2 separate regions of the Homo sapiens genome follow, and region 1 is linked to region 2. A link is a contact called in ENCODE Hi-C or POLR2A ChIA-PET data. All regions are on one chromosome and are shown on one strand. Each heading gives the region's core, a stretch centred on a gene start or an enhancer-like site at or near the end of the contact. The rest is flanking DNA. Distances are from core to core; before and after follow the strand shown.

Evidence for each region. A loop is a pair of places that touch in the nucleus more often than their neighbours do. ChIA-PET counts read pairs that join two places held with the same protein, here RNA polymerase II (POLR2A). Pooled maps may share reads with other maps.
Region 1: a map with no recorded cell type shows a loop between it and region 2 (13-fold over the local background). The contact joins the promoter of RFTN1 here to the enhancer-like site in region 2. A Hi-C loop is called at or near these places in 9 of 37 single-sample maps with no recorded cell type and 6 of 50 pooled maps. POLR2A ChIA-PET finds 5 or more read pairs at or near these places in 1 of 52 experiments (activated B cell).

What each region holds. Positions count from the first base shown.
Region 1 is chr3:16,512,350-16,515,049 of GRCh38, reverse strand. It overlaps RFTN1 (raftlin, lipid raft linker 1), which reads left to right and starts at 1,351. Exons shown (of 10, transcript NM_015150.2): 1 at 1,351-1,608. RefSeq lists silencers at 1,122-1,191, 1,222-1,581 and enhancers at 1,872-1,951, 2,502-2,700.
Region 2 is chr3:13,003,144-13,005,843 of GRCh38, reverse strand. The region is part of intron 1 of IQSEC1 (IQ motif and Sec7 domain ArfGEF 1); the gene reads left to right. Among named protein-coding and RNA genes, the nearest start is that of IQSEC1, 69 kb to the left of the region's middle. Within about 2 kb of position 1,328, at least 7 of the 41 ENCODE cell types and tissues checked have a DNase peak (open chromatin) inside an H3K27ac peak, as active enhancers do.

The DNA.
Region 1 (2,700 bases), core at 102-2,601, 3.5 Mb before region 2:
TTCTTTCATGTGGCAAGCTCAAGTGTAGGGGGGAAATGGGGGACACTGGGGATAGTGGTGGTGAGTGTGACACCAGGAAAAGGTGGGGTGGAAAGGGAAAGGAGAAAAACAAATAAAAACAAAACAGTGGTGAGGGAGGGGGAGCAAAACAGAACTAGAAAGGCTATGGAAAGAGAAAATAAGGAAGAAAATCTCTGAGAAGCTGTGGTAACAGGAAGAGTCCCTGAAAACAAAATAGTGCTTCCTTACTTGCTGGAGGAGTGTTATTAGTGCCAGAAGGACCTCATCGAAACACTGCTGGGCCCCTAAACCAGCCCTCCACCCTGTGTGCTCCAGTGCTTAACTTTGCCCACACAGGGTCTTCTTTGCCCAATTAGAAAATGGAGATAATTAATTAAATTATCTCACCCTTCTTGTTCTAGCCCCCTTAAAATAATGATAATAGCTAAGTTATAGAGTGGTTGCTAAACACTTTACATATAATAACCCACGAAGAAGTGCCATGTGACAAATAGGCGCAGAGCAGTTAAGTCACTTACCCAAAGTCACACAGCCAGTAAGTACTAAAGCCAGGAATCCAACCCTGATTATTTGACTTTAAAGTTCCCCCTCTTAACCCCTACACTGTAATTCTGCTTGGTTTAGTTTTACGAAGAAAATATTTTCTAATGGCTCCTTGCCTCACATCTTCACTTTACTAATGCAGCCTGGTTTACTAGTGCTTCACTCTTTATATAATTTTCTCCCTGGGTGCCTCAAGTTGCCACGCAAGGTGATTCTCCAGATCTTCTCAAACCTCTGGACATCTTAAGTAGGTAGACCAAGGGATGGCAACGGAGACAGTGGCATTACCCTTCCCTGAAGCACTAACTCGCAAGAGAGAATTTCAGCAGCACCTGAGATGTTTAGGGATGCTCCCACCTGTGGAATGGGGTCGAGAAATGGTCCTCTCTCAAGTCGGCCCCAACCCCACCCCCAGCCATCAGCACCTTGATGGCAGTCGCCCTTTCAGCATCCTGGCTCAAATCTTGAAGGATCCTTGTCTCCCAGGCGCTCTTCCTGACAGCACACAACCTTGATTAGGAGGGGCTGGGAGGGAGGATCGATGAGCCCCTGACCCCTGGGTTCTGAGGCTGCCAGGGTCGCTTGCAGCTCGGCCGCGTGGAGGTGACCGGGCGGAACTCCGAGGGGGCGCGGGGAGAGCTGGGCGGGCCCACCGCTCCAGCGGCTGCTGTCAGGGGCCGCGAGGCTTTCCCTGAAGATGCAGCGTAGCATATTTTGCACATGAGTTCAGAGGAAGAGGAAGTGTAGCCGGCGGACGCGCGGCGGCGGCGGCGGGGGCGCGTCGGGGCTGGAGCCGGAGCGCGCCGGGCGCTGGGCGCAGCGAGCGAGAGCGCGGCGGCCGCGGGCTCCGGCGAGGGACAGACGCACCGATCGCCGGAGGGACAGACACACGACCACGCGGCGCCACCGCCCACGCCTCCACCCACCGGCGCCCAAGTCCTCCCCGCGCCGCCTCCTCTGTATGGCACAAACTTTCCTCCCGGGACGGAACACGCTGCCTCAGGGAGCCCGCGACCGCGCCTTCTCCTCCGCCGGTCCCATACGGTAGGCGGCGGGGGGGGCGCGACAGGGCTTGGGGTGTCGACCGGCACAGGCCCCTCCGTTTGGCCCCATGGACCGGGTCTCTGGCGGGTAGTGGGAACCGCGCGTGGCGCCTCCCTGCAGGTTGCTCTTTGCCGGGGCTCCGGAGCTGCCAGAGCAGCACCCCCTGGCCCGCGTCGGATGGGGACCTGGGCTGATCCTTGGGACGCCTGGATCTTGGGCCAACTTTTTTTTGCGGGGAACGGGTGTAGGGGAGTCATTCCTGGAGCGATGTAGGGAGAGGCACTTCGGAGCAGCCTGTTGGGGGTCGTAGGCTCTGCAGGCTCAGAAGCGCCTAGGAAGGACGCAGAGGTGGGGGAGCTTGGAGGCTACAGGTGGGTCCAGGACACACTGCCGCTGGGGTCCTCGGAAAAGAACAGGAGGGAGCTGGTCGCGGAGTCCAGGTTTCCGGGGTGCGCGCGGCCTGGGTGGGGCAGGGTGGAGGCGGTGCCTGACTGCCCCTCTGCGTGTGCCCTGGGAGGTGGGTTTGCTCTGGGGACAGAGGTGCTGGACGTGTAGGAGCAGACATGCCGCGCGCTCCGAGGAAGCGCCGGAACCACCAGAAGCACAGGGACGCGGGTGCCGAGAGTCCCCAGCACTGAAAACGGGGATCTCCTCTTCTGTAAGGGATTTTCTTCCCTTGTCTTAACCCACTTCTCTAGACTCAAGGGACGCCAGGATGGATATGGGTCTGGGCGAGGAGGAGGTGGTTGTGTATTTCGGGAAGCCCCGTTGTCAGGCACGCGCACCCCAGTCCTAGGCCAGGGCTGGTGCCCTTCACCTCCGGTGTCGCTGCCTTTGGCAGCAAGAACCGCGTGGAGGCCAAGGTTGTAGAACCAGGCACGCTCCCTGCTGTCTGTCTGTGACTCTGTGCTTGCCCTCAGCTGCCCTGTGTGGTTATGGGTGATCCCTAGGGACGCTGGGTGGTGTCAGTGAGTTTCTTCGGGGGCTTAAAACAAACAAACAAGAAGTACTTTTTTAAAAAAAAAGTCTGGCTCAATCTCTGTCAGTGGTCACCCCAGTTTCCAGCAACTCATGTGCTGGAACCCTTGTAGT
Region 2 (2,700 bases), core at 79-2,578:
TGCTCTGCAAGGGGGACCCTCAAATCCTTGCTGAGAAGGGAGGGGGAGCTAAGCTGGCTGGCTCACCTTCAGGGCCATTTCCATTCCCCGTCCCTACGAAGCCTCCAGAGCCAGGCTGCCCAGAGCAGTAGCCACCAGCTATAGGTGGCTATTTAAATGTTCACTGATTAAAATTCACAAAATGAAAAACTCAGTCTCCATCACCCCAGCCACATCCTGAGTGCTCAGTGGCCACACAGCTAGCAGGTGGAGAGCTGGGCTCAAAGCCCTCAGCCAGCCCAGCCTGCTGTGAATGTCAGCCCCCTTGTCCAGGCGCCTCCTGCCTGCCTGCCTCCGTGGTCACCCAGCTACGTGCTGACTGCCCAGGACTCCTGAGAGACTCAGCCTTGGCCCAGCTGCTGCCTTGGAGGACTGCTGGTCTGCTGGGGGCAGGCAGGCCAGTAACACTGGGGTGCCTGGCTCTGGGCCCCCAGATCCCCTCATCTTCCAGAGCCCTGCAGAGCAGGGAGCCCTGGGCTGCGGTCTCCACCCGAGGTCCAGCAGTACAGGCCTCATCCTCTGATCCTTCCCCCACACCGTGAAGTATGGGAACTCCATTTGCACTCCCGGGCTTTTCAAGTAAAGGGAAGAGACCTGTTTATCATCAGAAATTATGAGACACCCCCTGCCCCCATGCCATATTAACCCCACACACAAGGGTTAATATCCAAGATTGAAAAACTACAGGATGACAGGAAGCTGTTAAGAACCAATTTTTAGATAACTTTGGAGTCTGTGAATTTTATTTATCAAAGCAGCTTCTATTTTGGTTTGAAAGATGTTCACGTGTGAAACATAGTATTTGTTTGGTCTACCAGCAGTGTTGGCTGCACATACGGGATGAGAGATCCCCTAAAATAATTCAGGGGTTCCCAGCTTGGGAATCCGTGTAACCTCCAGGAGCTGGAGTCCCTGAGCAGCTCCCAGGAGTCAAGGGCTTACTGGTGGAGGTGGAGGCTACCTCGTGGATATTTGCGTGGCCAGCACTGTGGCTGGCCCGATGCTGGGTTTTTGGTGGGAGGTGAATTAGCCTCCCCCCTTGATAATGCTTCCCTCCATCCCTGCAGCCCCTCACCTGGACAGCCCCCAGCCACCCTCCCTCCCACCTACTCTTGCTGATTCCGTTCTGAGCTTTGCTGGTGGAAAGTGGCCCTGCATAGATGCCCTGTCCCTGCTCTGGGCCTTTCGAAGCCTGTGGGCCCCAGCGGTCAAAAGCTCTTTGCTGTGTGGAGACAGTTTGACTTCCTTATAATCCAAGGAGAGGGAGGAGGGAGGCGGGGAGAGTGCACAGAGGTGATTCAGACACAAATCCCTGCCCTCCAAGGCTCCAGATCTGGTGGGAGGCTGGGGCCTGGGTGTAGCTGAGGGGTTTCCACATCGGCTTCCCCCTCCTGCAGAGCGCTCCCCCGGCCCCCAGCTGCATCTCAACACCTGAGGGCAGGGATTTGATCATCTCTGCTTCACAGCTGATTACCCTTGCACATGATGGCACCCAGGAAATATTTGTTGGGTAAATGACTGAATGAATGCAAGCTATGGCATATACAGACACATGCTCTCACCCTACCCTCTGGCTGTGTCTTTGTCTTCTCTTTGGGGTGCAACAGACATGATGAGCAGGGGCACCCTCTCTAGGAACTCTGTTCACAACTAGCTCAGGGCTTTTTCTCCATTCAGGGTCTATAGATTTATTCAAGGTCCCAACAATAATTTTTTAAATGTGTGGATTCTTTAAGAGTTGTAAGTTATTTTGAAGTGATTTCAATCTTAAAGAAGAGTTACAACAATAATACAAAACAAAATTCTCCCGTGTACCATTCACCCAGACTCATCACTAATAACATTCCACCAAATTTTGCTTTCTCTTAAAAACCGATTTTTCCCTTAGAAGCATTTGAGATGTCACTGCAAACATGCCATATGTAACTTTCACCCCTAAATACTGCTCCAGTACATAATTACTAAGAACAAGGACATTCTCTTACATAACCATGGTCCATTAGTCAAATTCAGGAAGTTTAACATGGACATGATACTAGGATCTAAAATACAACTAACTTAAAAGTCACATTTCGCCTGTTGTCCCAGTAATGTCCTTTTTACCAAGCTTTCCTCCCAACCTAGGATCTTATGTTTCATTTAGTCATCACGTGTTTTCTTAAAGCTTTATTGAGGGATACTTTACTCTATGAAATTCACTCATTTTAAGTGTACAATTCGGTTATTATTACTATATTTACAGAATCCTGTAACCATCACAATTTTATTTTTAATCGTTTCCATGGCCCTGAAAATAAACCACATACCCATTTTCCCTCAGTCCCTTGTGCCATCCCAAGTCCTCAACAACCACTTTTTGTCTCTGTAGATATGTCTTTCTGAGCATTTCATATCCTTTTGGAATCATACAACACGTGTCCTTTTGTGTCTAGCTTTATTCACTTAGCGTGAAGTTTTTCAAGGTTCATCCATGTTATAGAATAGAATGTATCAGTACTTCATTCCTTTTTTTTTTTTTTTTTTTTTTTGGTAGAGACAGGGGTCTCACTTTGTTGCCCAGGCTGTTCTTGAACTCCTGGCCTCATGTGACACTCCCGCCTCAGCCTCCCAAAATGTTGGGCATGAGCCACTGCGCCTGGTCTTTCATTCCTTTTTACTGCT